2 separate regions of the Homo sapiens genome follow, and region 1 is linked to region 2. The links are chromatin loops, found by intact Hi-C in ENCODE. Cell type or tissue: Caco-2. All regions are shown on one strand. Each heading gives the region's core, and the rest is flanking DNA. Links, peaks and the distances in the headings are about the cores only.

Region 1 (8,337 bases), core at 25-8,024, 210 kb before region 2:
ATGGGGCGGAGGGAGAACCACAGAGAGGAATGGATGCTGACTTCATAGAGTTTGCGGTCTGGTTGTAAACACGGGACTTGAACTCGAATAACTCAAGGAGTGTGATGAGGGCCCATAGGCTGTGCATGGTGGAGCTTCCAAGAAGAGAGAGATAGTTTCTGCTTATGATGGCAAAAAGGCTCCTTGGAGGTGATGGCATTTAAGACAAGCTTGCAGAATTACAAAATAATATTTTATAGTAAGTTTATTATTTATAAACTGCTTTTGCATATGTTATTTCATTTTAGCCTCACTACAATTTTGTGAGGTCCATATTTGCTGTTTTACAGATGAGGAACGTGAAGCTTAGTGAGATTAAGTACTTTGCTCACGGTCCCACATGGCAACGGTGGGTACTTGAACAAGTGAGTCATTTAAACTCTGCAAAGACAGGGAGGAATAGCTTATCTTGCCCAGGAAAACCACAAGTGAAACATGGCTGGAGTGAAGGCTATGAGGCTATGAATGGAGGATGCTGGAAAAGGAGACAGGAACCAGACTGAAAAATTGATGATGATGATGATGATGATGATGATGATGATGATGATGACTGATTCAACTGAGATTTACTGAGCACCTGTGAAGTGACTGGAGTGGCCCACAAGTGCAGGCTACCCCCAAGCAAGCTCTGGCAGAATCATTAAGACCTTGTTACATGCTAAAGGATATGGGTTTTATCATGCTGAAGATGATGAAAGATTTTAATCCAGTGGCTGCCAAGAGTAGTCAGTTCACCTCGGCAGCAATGTGGGGGTGGTTTGGGGGGAGCCAGAGAGCCTGAACCATGCAGTGACAGCCATGATGGAGAGAAGGGGAGGGACTGGAGGGATAGGAAGGAATGAGACACAGCAGTGCCTGATGAGTTACTGGAAGAGGGTGGTGAGGAAGAGGCAGAAGTCAGCTAGATGGAGTTTGGGGCTTGACTGGCTGGCTAGTGAGACGGTGGTGCTCATAACTGAGGAGGGAATGCCAGAGGAAGGCCAGTGGGGAGTAGGAGGCAGTTGGGGGGAACAGGGGTTTGCATTTGATATACTGAAGCTGAAGTTCTATGACATCTGACCACACGTATTCAGCAGGCAGTTGAATACTTGGGTCTGGAGTCAAGAATAAGCTTGTGAGATGGAGACATAGATTTGTGAGTGGTCAACATATAGGTGGAAGATTAAGTCCCGGGAGTGATTAAACAGGTGACCCAGGAAAGAGAAGCTTGGAGAGTATATGAGGTTGCTGAAGGGGAGCCACAGCTGGTGAAGGAATATGCCTCCTTCCAATTCCCAAAGACATCAGCTATATAAGTAATGTTCTGTCATAGTTTCAAAATGGTCCATTCTTCCTTGAGCTAGAAAGTTAAACTATGAGCACTTTGTTAATATTCAATTGATGATGCTCTAATAGTATTATTCGCATCTAACCAGTTTCCTTGCCTGAACAAATCTGTTTGTTGAGATTGACACACACATGAAATAAAATGTATCATTTGAACCTTATTTTAAGTGTACAGTTGAGTAGTGTTGATACATTCATATTGTGCAGCCATCAGCACCATCCATCTTCAGAACTTTTTCATTTTGCAAAACTGAAACTCTGTATCCATTAAACACTAACTCCCCAGAGTTCCCTCCCCCTAGCCCCTGCCAACCACTCTATTTTCTGTCTCAATGAACTTGACTACTCTTGGTACCCCATCTAAGTGGAATCATAGAAAAGCATAATCTTTAAAGTTCATCTATGTTGTAGCAAGCCATCTTAATCTGTTTGAGCTGCTATAACAAAATACCATAAACTGGGTGGTTTATAAACAACAGGAACTTATTTCTCACAGCTTTGCAGGCTGGGAAGTCCAAGATCAAGGTGCCAATAGATTTGGTGTCTGGTGAGGGCCTATTTCCTGACATGTAGATGGTAACTTCTTGGTGTGACCTCATCCAGTGGAAGGGAAAAGGGGTCTCTCTTGGGCTTCTTTTTATGAGGGCACTAGTCCCATTCACGAGGGTTGTACCCTCATGACCTAATCACCTCCACAAAGCCTCACCTCCTAATACCATCACCTTGGGGGTTAGGATTTCAATTTATGAATTTTAGAGGAACACATAATTTAGACCATAGCAGATGTGTCAGAATTTCTTTTTTTGTTTTTTTTGTTTTTTTTTTTTTTGAGATGCAGTTTCACTCTTGTTGCCCAGGCTGGAGTGTGATGGTGCAATCTCAGCTCATTGCAACCTCTGCTTCCTGTTCAAGCGATTCTCCTGCCTCAGCCTACTGAGTACCTGGGATTACAGGCAGGCGCCACCATGCTTGGCTAATTTTTTTTTTTGTATTTTAAGTAGATATGAGGTTTCTCCATGTTGGTCAGGCTGGTCTCAAACTCCCAACCTCAGGTGATCTGCCTGCCTTGGCCTCCCAAAGTGCTGGTATTACAGGTGTGAGCCACCGTGCCCGGCCAGAATTTCTTTCCTTTTTAAGGTCAATTAATATCCTATTGTCAGTATAGACCTCATTTTGTTTATCCATTCGTCCATCCAGGGTCATTCGGGTTGTTTCCACCTTTTGGCTATTGTGAGTAATGCTGCTATGAACATAGGTGTACAAATATTTGAGATTCTGCTTTCAATTCTTTGGGGTATATACCTAGGAGTGAAACTGCTGAATCAAATGGTATAACTGTTTATTTTTTGAAGAACTACCATACTATTTCCCTTAGCAGCTGCACCATTGTACTTTCCAATCAGCAGTGCACAATGGTTCCAGCTTTTCCACATCCTGGCCAACACTTGTTATGCTCTGTTTTTCTTCTTATCACCACCATCCTAAAGGGTGTGAGATGGTATTTCACTGTGGTTTTGATTTGCATGTCCCTAATGATTAATGATGTTAAGGACATTTAACTCTTTTTTACTCTTTCAATATTATAGATATTTGGTAGGATTTTTCTCCCAAGGTAACTCCAGTTGTTTAAAAATTATGTCAAACTAAAAGCTGTGTTTAGTTTTTTCATATATTTCTGAGGATATACCTAGTGAGTCAAAAATGATACTGATAACTGTACATTTCATTCTCATAGTTATCACCATTAATACACATTGATCAGGGTGAATATGAAATTGATGTGGTCCTGGCAGTAGTTTTGAGCTACGACCCTGCACATAGATTAAGAGTTGTGGTGTTAAGCGATAGACCATATCAATTCACATTTACATTCAGAATTATAAACAAGTCAAGGAAAATGGTGAAGTTTTAAAGATCTTCTCACTTCTATTCCTGAGGGTTGAACTAGGAAGAGGCATTCTGCTACTTACATCAGTTATTCTGCAAACAAAAATTCAGTAGTGGAGAGAAGTAATTTATAACTTTTTACAGTTTCTATTTGGAAGAAAAGCTATGGAAAAATATATAGACTAAATTACTTTGAAATTACTGTAATTTTGGAGTGGAGATAAATTTGATAATGAAACCAATACCAAAAGATCACCATCAATTCACTTGCAACAAGCTGAAGAAAATAGAATGTCCCCAAATATATCATTAGACATATGTTTATTTCAAACAGTGATTACAGGTGGAATGAGAAGACATTATGAATCTATGTCACAAGCATAAAGGCAGTTTTGGGACATCATAATGTAAGATGAAAAATATCTGATTTTTAAATTTGATTTTATTTCTACCAAACTCAAAACTAAATCATTGTACAATTAAAACTTGAAACTCCAGTCATCATGAATAACATGTTTCCTCAGCTTACGCAATAATATTTCATGAGATGATAGTGCAAAAAATAAATAAATAAGGCTCAGTTTATGAAAGTTACACATAGAAAAAACTCCAAGGCTGAGTGGAAGCTGCCAGCAGGTTGACTGCCTGGCTCACAAAGATTTGCTCTTTTCTAGGAGTGACTCCAACACCAAGGGAAGAGTCTGCAGTAGGCTTGTTAATGCCAAAGTGGACTGGTCATGTGCAGTCACATGATCTTAGCTGGGCCAGTCAGGGCCTATTCACAGAAATTTGGGGCATGGATCTGTGAGAAGCATGGGTTAATCATTACAGAAGTACAGAAGTGTTGAGAAATTAGAGGCCATGCTGGGTCACTAGGTTCAGTTTGTGTACGTAGGGGCCTAAGCAAAGACTGGGGACTGGATTTCACTTGTTTTTGCTAAACAAGCCCGGGACCCTGGTATAGGGCTGCATCCTATCAAAGGAGGTACCTTTTTCCTTTCACAAAGGCGTCTTCTGCTCACCAAACTATACAACCACGAGGCTGCATCCACCCAGAGGAGCACCTTTTCTAATTTGCATAAAAATGCCATATAGGCTAGCAGAGGACCTGAGGCTGTGTTCCCCACCACTAGGAGAAATCTGATCTGCAGTAACAGAGAATGAAGGGAATGCACAGAGAGGCCGAGGTAGAGAGCATAGGTCCCAGTTGTAGCTGAGTCCCTGGTTCCAGCTGTCCCTGGGAGACAGCTGTTCCCTCCTCTTCAGGCAGATTAGCAGTAAGACACTCCAATCCTTTCAATAAAACCTCCTTTTGCCTAAATTAGTTCAAATTTGGCTTCCATAGTATATGAATAAAATTCCTGGGTAGGTCCATGATTGCAATAATAATATAAGTATTATAAATACTAACATAATCCAATGGAGTTGCAGCAGAATTTAAAGAAGAGAGGTACTGTCATGAGTATCTTCAAGAAAGTAAAAGAAATCCAAAATACCCAATATCAGCAATTCCTGCATCTCTTAAGAAAAGGCTTACAAGTTTTCAAAACTTGCTAAGCAGTGTCAAGCCAAGTAGGAAGATGTGTGGCAAGTTCAAAATACATCAACCATTGCACATTACTAGCTGGAACGGAAGTGCTTTCATAGGTTACAAAAACATTAAAATGATATCATCTGATTCTCCAAATCCTTTCATGGCCAATGAATCAAGTGAAATATTTGTTTCCAATTCTGAATCGACTTTTGTTTAAAATTTATTTATTGTTCACTCAGCATTACCAGAATTCTTTCTAAAGCGCCTCAAAGTGGAACTGTAAAAATATTTTTCCTTTGTTTTAAAAAATAGAAGCAATATCACATAGTTTACCATCAGAGAGAAGTGATGGATATTTCAAAACCATTTGGCACAGAGAAGAGGAATTTTTCCAGAAAAAATATCTCCAAAATTCCCATATTTTAAAATATCTTTGGAGGAGAAAAAACTTAAAATTGTAAGATTTGGGGTAAGGCATTTCCCCCTACCTCCTCAAGACAGAATAAGATTAATATCTAACTGTAGCTTACTAACTATATCAGTAAATTTAAATTCATACTTTTTTTCTGATAATTATACCAAAATGAAAATAATTTCTGAATTATTGAATAACAAAACACTTAAAAAAACTTTACAAACTTGATGCAAATGTAATTCCAGAACTTTACTTTTACCTAAAATGCCTATAGCTCAATTTTACTTATTAATCAATCTTGACTGTTCTCATACTTGACATGGTCTTATTAGTAAGCCATGTGGCTTGGAGCTATTGCATATTGCTTTGATTTGGCTGGTCATTGTAGCAAGAATGGCATGCCCAATTTTCTACCTTTCATTGCTAGGAAAATTTACACAGCAAAAGAGGTCCCCTCATCTCTAATTATTGTGGAGCAGAAATTAATGACCAAACTAATAGAACTAAAGGACTCAGTGGTATTGTGGAATCATTGGGCCCATCAGCTGAGAAATAAATTTTATTTTACTAATTGAATTTCCCCTATAAAAATCTTGCACTCCAGCTGGTACTAATTTCACTTTGCCTGTAATAATTTTGGACCTCAGGTTGTTGTTACTATTGGATTGACATGTAGATATTGAAGTTTAGCTTATGAAAATAGTACTATTTGCAAAAACAATACTCACTTGAACATTTTCATGAGTTTTTCTTGGGAATGAGAAGAGAGTTACTGCTTTTATGTCTAAACAATCTTTGTCCATCACCTCCTCCAAATATTCCAGAGTTCCTCCAAATATTCCAAATATTCCAGGGGACTATGTAGGGGGAAAGGTCTAAGATGGAAATCTAGGGAACTGATTATTTAAAAGGCAGGTACACAAGTGTTCATCACAACATCCCTTCTAACAGCAAAACTTGGAAATATCTGTCACAGAAGAATGGATAAATGAATTATGGTATATTCTCTCAGCCAAATCTCTCACTGCAGTGAGCATGAATAAACCACATCTACAAAAATACAATTTTCCCATACATAATGCTGAGCAAAAGAAGCCTGGCAGAGCATTCATAGCCTACATTTACAAAGTTCAAGCACAGAAAAAACTCATCTCTAATGCTTGAAGTCAAGATGGTAGTTACTCTTCGGGGGATCTGGTGGCTGGAAGGGGCACAAGACCATTTCTAAGCGTGCTGGAAACACATCATCTTTTGATCTCAGTGCTAGTTACGTGGAGTGTTCTGTCTGTGAAAATGATCAACCTGTGAACTTACGATTTGTGCACTTCTCTGTATGTATACTTCAATCATAGTCTGTTATTTATTTATTTATTTTTAAACAGGTGAAGGAAGAGAACCCAGTGAGGGAGGCTGAGCAGGATGAGCTAGAGATGATGGAGAAAAGTCTGGAAAGAGGGGTGCCCTGGGAGCCACAGAAAGAGGATGTTTCAGGAGGAAGGATCAGTCTGCAGTACTAAATGGCTCAAGAAAGGCCTAGAAGGATAAAGACTGAAAGCTGCCCATTGGATTTGACAACTGACCTCTGAAAGAACAGTTTTAATGGGAGGCAGAAACAAGACAGCAGAGGGTTGAAGAGCAAGACCCTGGAGATGGGAGCTACTCTTTCCAGTGGCCACAGCAGCTGCAGGGAACGAGAACACTGGGTCCAGGAGGTCTTTTCCCTGAAGACAGGAGAGATTGAACCACGTTAATGTGTGGGAGACAGCTGGTTGAGAGAGAGATGCTAAAGTTACTGGGGGATGGTTGATGGGGTTCCCGAGGAAGTGGAGGAGGTGGGATTAGCCCTGGGCAGGGGAAGGGGCTCCTTGCATTCCACAGACACTGCAGGAAAGGAGGCCAGGAAGTAAGTACGATTCACTGAGGGAGTGGAGGCTGAGAGTTGAGGGAGCTCATCCTCATGACTTCTAACTTAAATTTGCATAGGAGGTCAATAAGGAGATTAAGTCAGATAATGAGAAATCTTATGTGCAGATTCATTGCCTCATCTTAACTTTGCTCTCCTTTGATCATTTCTAAAGCAAAGTGCAGTTTAGTCAGTCATCTAAAATGGAAAAAAAACTTATAGACAGTGTGTAGAAATCTTAGGGGGACAAATTATTCACAGACAACTCCCCCTCCCTTCTCACCCAGACACATACACTCACCATTATATCCATTTTATTAATTGGCAAACGACAGATAAAGAGTATTGTTATTCAGTTCAGCTTGACAGTTTAACCCAATAATTAGCACCAATAACAATGCTTTCTGGAAATTGTTTTCCCAGGTACGGTTTCTTCTGGCCTAGGACAGCTAAATCCGTTCAGAGGTCTCTTGGCCCCAGGAAAAGCAAGGTCGAGTTTGTGTCCTGCAGTGGAACCAACTTTCTTCTCAATCTTCAGCTGCTTTGGGGCTTCTGCTGGCACCCCAAGCTCTGCTGAAGGCAGATCAGTTTGGGGTGACTACACATATGGAAACTAAAGATCGGGGAATGTATTCATATAAACTACCTGGCCAGGCACCTTTGGGAAGTCTTCGTGGAGTCCAGGGAGGCACGGGGGTAGGGTGGAGTCCATATACCCCAGAGCGATGGGCTCTGCTTTAGCAGAATAAAGCTAAATCGGGCCGGGAGCGGTGGCTCATGCCTGTAATCCCAGCACTTTGGGAGGCCGAGGCGGGCAGATCATGAGGTCAGGAGATCGAGACCATCCTGGCTAACATGGTGAAACCCCGTCTCTACTAAAAATACAAAAAAAATTAGCCGGGCGTGGTGGCAGGCTCCTGTAGTCCCAGCTACTTGGGAGGCTGAGGCAGGAGAATGGCGGGAACCCAAGAGGCGGAGCTTGCAGTGAGCTGAGATTGAGCCACTGCACTCCAGCCTGGATGTCAGAGCGAGACTGTCTCAAAAAAAAAAAAAAAAAAAAAAAGCTAAATCAAGTTGTTATCAAAAATGAGAGGCAGGTTGTTATTCCAAACACATTTAATACACTCACTTCCAAAGCTGTTTAGAGTTTTGCCGATTTGACACCCAGAAAACCCACGGGAGTCCAGAGATTTTACATTTTCTGGGCATTAAGTGCAAAGTACTTGCCAGATA
Region 2 (8,337 bases), core at 254-8,253:
CTGTAATCCCAGCACTTTGGGAGGCCAGGTCGGGCAGATCACTTGAGACCAGGAGGAATTTGAGACCAGCTGGCCAACATGGTGAAACCCCATTTCCACTAAAAATACAAAAGTTAGCCATATATGTTGGCGCATGCCTATAATCCCAGTTACTCTGGAGTCTGAGGCATGAGAATCGCTTGAACCCAGGAGGAAGAGGTTGCAGTGAGCAAAGATCATGCTACTGTACTCTAGCCTGGGTGACAGAGGGAGACCTTGTCTCTAAAAATAAAAAAAGAAAAAAGAATTGAAGTCTGAATAAAAAAGAATGAGATTATGTCCTCTGCAGAAACATGGAGCTGGAAACCATCATCCTCAGCAAACTAATGCAGGAACAGAAAACCAATCCTACATGTTGTCACTTATAAGTAGGAGCTAAATGATGAGAACTCGGACACAAAGAAGGGAACAGCAGACACTGGGCCTGCCTGAGGGTGGATGGTGGGAGGAGGGAGAAGATAAAAAAAATTATTAAGGCCGGCTGCAGTGGCTAACGCCTGTAATCTCAGCACTTTGGGAGGCCGAGGCGGGCAGATCACAAGGTCAAGAGATTGAGACCATCCTGGCCAACATGGTGAAACCCTGTCTTTACTAAAAATACAAAAATTAGCTGGGCGTGGTGGTGCATGCCTGTAGTCCCAGCTACTCAGGAGGCTGAGGCAGGAGAATCGCTTAAACCTGGGAGGCAGAAGTTGCAGTGAGCCAAGATCATGTCACTGCACTTCAGCCTGGCGACAGAGGGAGACTCCGTCTCAAAAAAAAAAAAAAAATTATTATTGGGTACTAGGCTTAGTACCTGGGTGACAAAATAATCTGTACAACAAACCCCCATGTCATAAGTTTCCCTATATAACAAACCTGCACTTGTACCCCTTAACCTAAAATAAAAGTAAAAAAAAAAAAAAAAAGAATTGAAGGCTGAAAGCCAGAAGGGAAGTGAGAAAGAGGAGCTCAGGGCAGTGAAATGAAGTGGAAATGTTGTCAGGGAACTCTACATATAAGGGGTTAAGAGTGACCAGGTGAGTTTTAAACACAGGGATGTCCCATATTTGGTTTTAAGTTATTGGCTGTGCAGTGTTGTAATTGGATGTAACTCCCATCCTATATCAAATTATGTTTACATAATTAAGAGAGTCCACTAAAGTGATTTTTCCTGAGCAAAGAAAGTCTGCTCTGTGTTCTGATATACATTTTTAAGCACCTCTCACTCATCATCCAAAAGTGTCAGCTGGGTTCCACCTACTAATGACCAGTTATTCTATGAGATGATCTGAAAGATTATAGAATGGCTAATAAAGGGAGTAGCAAAAGCCTGTCACACAATGAATACTTGAAGAGCTACCAGGCGTCTGTTTGACAGAGGGGATTGCCCTGCATGGCCATGAGATGTGCGTGACTCACCCTGGAGAGGGGAGCTCCTGTACAAATTGACCATTCATGGTCTTAGTTCTGAACTGCCTTTCTGGACCCTTCTTTCTGTTTCTCCTCTACTTTTGATGCTCTGAGCTAGCAAGTTTGATGTCCTTCTTCTGTTCCCTATTCTAGGTCTGGGCTTGATGTTCACCGATTTTCCCTCAGCTCCGACTGTGGCTCCTCTCAGCTGACTCTGACCCTGCTCTCAGCCGGGCTGCATCTGCCCATCTCAGGTAAACATGGCTGAGCCTAGGTAAACTGTGGGACCTCTCAGCTGGAGCTCCACTCCTGTGCGTGGAACACCTGGCTGGTTTGGCAATTGAATTAGACACTGGGAAGGCATGAGCTGACATCGCTCTTCCTTCAAATATTTGGAAGGGGCAGTTTCCTTATTCACTACGGCCTCGAAGCAGAGAATGAGGAATACTGGGGCACTAAAAGGACTGAGTGTAACTTAAAACAAAAAGGCGCTCGACAGCAGCCAGAGCTACCACAGCTGTCATTTTGTCCTCACTGAAAGGGCTCCAGCAAAGGCTGGATAACCATCAAGTGGCAACACTCTGGGAACGTTTGCAAAGGGAGCCACGCATCCTACAGATAATTTTACCAGCAGGTTTGCAGGTTCCTTCAGCACTGAGCTTCTCAGATTCTAAACTTTTATACTTCTTTGAGTTAAAAAAAAAAAAAAAGTCAGATGCAGCTGGGCGCGGTGCCTCACGCCTGTAATTCCAGGACTTTGGGAGGCCAAGGCAGGCGGATCACCTGAGGTCAGGAGTTCGAGACCAGCCTGACCAATATGGTGAAACCTCGTCTCTACTAAAAATACAAAAATTAGCTGGGCATGGTGGGGTGCACCTTTAATCCCAGCTACTTGGGAGGCTGAGACAGGAGAATTGCTTGAACCCGGGAGGCGGAGGTTGCAGTGATGAGATCATCCCACTGCACTCCAGCCTGGGCGACAGAGCAAGACTCCCTCTAAAAAAAAAAAAAAAGTCAGATGCTTGACTAGAAGGGACAACTCGGAGTGAGAACTGGAGGGTCATTCGTGTGTGGTTGTTGCCAAGGAGGAAATTAAAAACTGAGAAACAGGAGAGTTAAAATCTAAGTTGGGAGAGGGGAACCTCAGATCCCTTCTGAGGATATAGTTAAACTGTCTGTGTTTTCTGTGCCAAACAGAGCAGCTTAGACCTAAAGAATGTCAGCAATTTTCATCCTCCCACACAGCTACTTTATAATAATTAGTTTTACTACTTTTTTTCACAAGCTATTACTTTAATTATTTTAATTAAGTTGTTCATGCACTTGCGTTGCTTACAAGCACTTTTCTTTTTATAGCACATCAATAAACAGCAGAGGGAAACTACCACCTTGGAAGGAGCCAGGCAGTTTCTGCTGGGTAGGCCGCAGCCTGGAACATGGAAGTAGCTTCTTCCATCCTACACTGGAAACCACCCAGCATCCCGGGCCCTCCAGAGAAGAGCCAGACTCCCTTCCCTGGGAAGAGACTATAGTCCTATCTGTATCCTCCGTGGTCATTGCCCCTCAGTCACAGCAATGAAGAGCAAATTACCTGTTTTCTGTATGTTCCTCTGACAACAACTGCCACAGAGTAAATATGAAAGGTTCTGGATGATTCCTTGTCAGCTTTTATTAAAATTCCACATACTTGGCATTTCTTAGCTATCTGGGTTGACTCCTGGTTCCACCCCTTACTAGTTGCGTGACCTTGAAAAAGTGACTTACCTTCTCACATTCTCAGTTTCCATATCTGTCAAGTGTAGGTAAAAGCACCAAACTGGTAGAGTTATTTTGAGAATTATATGAGTTCTGAGTGAGAGGGTGCTAAGACCTTGCTGGTTAGAGTGGTTTTTCAATCCTGATCACCTCCTTCTCCCTCTTAGCTTCTTTTCTCCTCCCCCTCCTGCTTCTAGTCTAGGCTTCTGGCAATTTTGACGTAACAAAAGTGGGATTCCTTCATTCCTGACTTCAGAGCTTTTCCTTACTTCAGTATTGCATGATAATTCTCAAGCCTGTTCTTTACATAAATACAAAAAGGAGAAAGTGAAATAGTAGAGGAACCGACCGATTTGAAGGAGCTGCCACTATTTGATTCCTCCTGTTAGGACATCTGAATGACCCCAAGTTCCTGTTCTTGAGGCTGTTGTATCATATTCTTAAAAGCTATGCATGCATTCTGCTTTGAATGTGTCCCTCAGCCTCATTCTTCTCCACTTGCTGGGGGCCATCCCGCCCCACGGGAAGGTAAGTTCAGGCTCAGAAGGAAAGACACGACAAAAAAATCTTGCTTTTATTTTTGTTGTCTAAAATCATGTTTCATGCTCTTCTTTGAATAAAATCCAGGACTCCAGAGATGACCTGTTACTTTTCTTTCAGCAAGTCTCTAATTTGCCGAGGAGTAAACTTGTAATGAAAAGAAACCAGAACTCCCCAAGGTAGCTCCCCCTCACAGTCATTCCTCAAGGCAGGGGATCTTTAGAGCAGACCTCAAGAACTCCATCCTTTCTGTGAAATAGGGCTGCTAACTCAACACCTGTTAAGTATGATTTTTTAAAATATATTTTTTGTTAAAACTTTGATTAATAGAGACAGAAACTTTCACTCCAAAACCTTTGCTATGATTAGATCTAGAACAGAGACTATTTGGTCTACGTTTGAACTGAAAAGTTTGCCCTTGACCTCGTGAATTGTATTGTTCTAATTAAAGTGATAACTGCAGTATTAGCTTTTATATAATTCCAATAACCAAATCGAGACTGCCCATTTAGGTTTTCAAAAGGAATCTGTTAGCACCATCTTGTGACTATTTTGGTACCGCTTAAAGAACAAAATTTTCAGCCTGAGGCTTGCTTGTGTTCAAAAAGGCGTCTTCTCGCGCCCTCTTGTGATGTGTTACAAAACTGGGAGAAACAACAGATACAGGATAACGCCTGTGGTTCCAGGAATTGCTCTTCCTGCTATCATAGCTATTAGTGATTCTTTGAAAAATCACGGCTATTAATAAAAATCACTTCTATTAATTTTGCTTGTAAGTTAATAAAGCAAATTACAAAGCAAATATATGTAATTTGCTTTATTAATTTACAAATATAAAGTAATATGAGAAATAACAATAAAGTCTCATTGTAACCTCAAAAATGGAAATCAAGGTAGGAGGCTGAGGAGGGTGGATCACGAGGTCAGGGGTTCGAGACCAGCCTGGCCAACACGGTGAAACCGTCTCTACTAAAGATACCAAAAATTAGCCGGGCGTGGTGGCACGCTCTTACTTAGGAGGCTGAGGCAGGAAAATCGCCTGAACCCGGGAGGTGGAGGTTGCTGTGAGCTGAGATTGTGGCGCCACTACACTCCAGCCTGGGCAACAGGGTGAGACTCTGTCTCAGAAAAAAAAAAAAAAAAAACCCACAAAAAGTTAAAGCTGGCCAGCCAAAGAAAACATAAACTATACTTATGCTATTTCCTCACAGCAGCAGCACTTTGGTTCGTAAATGGAAGTGCCCGCCATCTTGGTAACTAAGCTTTCTACACACTAGGTGCTGCTCTAATTTTGTCACATGTGCATTCGCACCACAAAGAGGTAAGCCCTTTACCATAATCCTCATTTCCCAAAGAGAAAACTGAAGCACAGAGAGGGAACTGCCAAGGGCCAGTGACTGGTCAGTGACAGAGCTGGCGGGTGAAGCTGGGACTGAAGGCCAGCCACTGCAGGGGCCGAGGGAGAGCTTTCCCCTTGTTTCTCTGAAGGTTCTCTGAAGAAATCAACTAGCAAAAAGCAGGTTAATTGGAAAAAAGGCATACACATCTATTTAACATGTATATATGGGCGCCTTCAGAATGAAGACTCAAAGATAAAAGAGAAATTGTCCATTTTTATGCTTAGGTACACCACAGTATGGACAGCCATGTAGAAATATGACTGGATGAAAAGAGTATGATCCAATGCTAATAGACTGAATGGGGACGCCCAGCAAAGCCTGTCTGTCTGGATTCTTCTTGGCCTCCTGAGCACCATTCCTTCCTTCTGGGTATGGGGCAGGACCCTGTCTGGAATGGGGGGGGCGGTTATACGACTCATAGTCAAACAAGGTGGGTCAGATAATTTCTTTATAGCCTGTTTTTATGCAGAAAAGTGGAGGGAAAATTAAAGTAGTATTTTTCAGTTTTATGACTAGCTTTGGGGAGAAAAGATTCTGGTTTCTATGACCTGCCTTGGGGGCAGAGGGATTCTAGTTTCTATGACTAGCCTAGGGCAAGTATGGCACTGATAGGGCGGAAGGGCAGAGAAACGGTTTTGCTTCTAAGGGTGCTTCCAAGGCCTTCATTTTGAGGCATTGATTTCTGAGCCCCAACACACCCCTACTTCACACTACCCACGACTGTGACTTTGGGCAGGATTTTAGTGTCTATTGCCACCTGCTTTTAACCTTCATTGTTCTCCTAGCCCTTTAGCAATGTCATCTAAGCACTTGGTAAACGGTGGTGTGAGTCCTGAAAAAAGCACCTGAAAAACCTCGCATTGGAAGTGGACTTTAGGTGTGATACAATTTGAAGTGCAATATAAGAGATATTGATAAAATCTCATTTTAACCTCTAAAATGGAAACAAAGAATATCCTTCCCATTTTTGGCCGGGCGCGTTGGCTCACACCTGTAATCCTAGCACTTTAGGAGGCCAAGGTGGGTGGATCACAAGGTCAAGAGATCGAGACCATCCTGGCCAACATGGTGAAACCCCGTTTCTACTAAAAACACAAAAATTAGCCGGGCATGGTGGCACGCACCTGTAGTCCTAGCTACTTGGGAGGCTGAGGCAAGAGAATTGCTTGAACCCAGGAGGTGGAGGTTGCAGTGAGCCAAGATCACACCACTGCACTCCAGCCTTGTGACAGAGTGAGACTCCATCTCAGAAAGAAAAAAGAAAGAAAGAAAAGAAAAGGAAATCCTTCCCATTTTTTTACATTTGTTAAAACCACAAAATCTTAAAGCTGGCCAGCCAGGCAGTTGCCATATCTGTGCTGTACATTTAGGAGAAACTTGCAGGCTTTCTCAACCTTGGCACTATTGACATTTTGGCCTTCAGAATTCTGTGGTGTGGGGAGCGGTCCTGTGCATTGCAGGGTGTTCAGCAGCATCCCTGGTGTCTATCCAGTCAGTGCCGGTAGCACCCCTCCAGTCATCACAAACAAAAATGTCTCCAGACATTGCCAGATGGCTGGGGATGGGGCAAAGGAGAGGCCCCAAATTCTCCTAGGTTGAGATGGAACATACTATGAGAGAGTTGAGAAAAGGTAAAAATTAAAGTAGCATTATAGCCGGTATAATGTTAATATCTCCAAGTTGCCCTAAGGCAGAGAAGGAATTGGAAACATGAAACATTGCCATTGGCTTGGCTGAAAGGTCATTTCCCAGAAAAGTACCATGAAACTACCATGTTATATGTCATGCAGGCTAAGTATGCAGCCCTTATGTTGATTCCTCTGGAAAAAACGATCTTGAGTGTGTAAGATTTTCATGATTGCATTGTGTGATCGCATCATAAAATGTGCTATGTTTTCAGAAAATTTGAAAGACTTACTCTCATGATTTCTTGACCTTCAGGTTATCTGTGGGCTCAGAATTTGAACTTAATTTATTATCTCACTTAGTTTTCTCTGAACCCTTCTTCATGGGCTCTTCTTGGTTAATAGTTACAATTCCTCCTCATATTTGGTATTAGCTCAAAGATTTAAATATCCTCCTTCCACATACAGAATCTTCTAAGAGTTTTCAAGTACAGCCTCACCTCTTCCACCAATATCTATGAATGTCTCAATACCCTAATTTAAATATTTCACAATTTCACCCCTTTTCATTACCATTTTTTACCTGTTCCTGTTTTTCATTATCAATATTTCATTCAGCACTCATTTGATAATCACCTATTTATATTATAAGAACTTAATATAAATTAATATTTATATATATTTATATTAAGAGCCAGGGATACAAAAAGCATTAAGCTGGTCCCTAAGGAGCCCACCTGCAGTCTGGTACAGAAGAGGAGAACAGAGAAAAACAGGCATTTGCCAGGCAAAGGGTACCCTCGGCAGAACGAATAACATATGCAATGACCAGAGCTGTGAATGGGTCTGGTTCCTTTCCATTCTTGCCTTCTGGTGTTCCCCAAAGGCGGAGCTCTTTCCCTCTTGCTATGACAGGCAGGGCCACCACATCAGGAAACTCATTTTCTGTAACCACAGCATGGCTTTTGCTCCAGGCTCTGCCCCTCCTCCATTCACCCCTCTCTCATCTGCTTCATTCTCCCTTTCTGCTTCATCTCTGTCCTCTGTGTCTCAGCCCACCCTCATCTATTGTCCTATGGCCATTATCACTAGTCAGACACAACCGGCATCTGTCCTAGAATCTGGCAAGGGCCTCCTGACTGCTCTTGGACACCATCTCTCCTCTTTGCAAACTGCCTGAACAGAAGCTATGTGACATGGATTGCAAATCACTTCCTTATGCCCAGCTGCAGGGCAACTATGTGGTATTTTCAGCCTTGCATGGGATGTAAGCTCTGTGGCAAGGAAGCAGTGGGGTGGGGGTGGCTGTGGCTACACTTGGTGGCTATGTCACTGCCACTGAAAAGCCAGGCCCCTGTCCGCGGAAGTCCAGGTTGATTTCCTCCCTTGCTCTCATTCTCCCCATTCTTGCCATGGCCCGCCCGGCCCCAAATGCCCAGCCCTCACCCCTTTCTCACCCTCCCTTCACCCCACGCCTTGTTGTTCCTCAGATACTGCAAGGACACTCCCATCTCAGGCTCCCTGTGCTTACCTAGTCCCCCAGTCCCCATTCTTCCCCTTCTTAACTGCATGGTTCTCTATTTTCT

What was found. Hi-C counts contacts between places; a loop is a spot of excess contacts. Peaks named below come from ENCODE experiments on the same cell type or tissue, not always from the same donor. Only the 100,000 strongest peaks of a DNase experiment are listed, where the experiment ranks them.
Region 1: it touches region 2 in a loop (5-fold over the local background); 2 of 110 quality-filtered maps call a loop at or near these places.

What each region holds. Positions count from the first base shown.
Region 1 is chr1:94,121,979-94,130,315 of GRCh38, forward strand. No RefSeq gene overlaps it. Among named protein-coding and RNA genes, the nearest start is that of ABCA4, 5.0 kb to the left of the region's middle. In Caco-2, for the core only: a CTCF peak has its summit at 4,482; DNase peaks (open chromatin) are centred at 4,023 and 4,363.
Region 2 is chr1:94,331,725-94,340,061 of GRCh38, forward strand. ARHGAP29-AS1 (ARHGAP29 antisense RNA 1) reads left to right here. Exons shown (of 4, transcript XR_002958338.2): 3 at 1,585-1,685; 4 at 2,788-3,082. Among named protein-coding and RNA genes, the nearest start is that of ABCD3, 82 kb to the right of the region's middle. In Caco-2, for the core only: a CTCF peak has its summit at 4,329 (motif pointing left); DNase peaks (open chromatin) are centred at 4,347 and 5,492.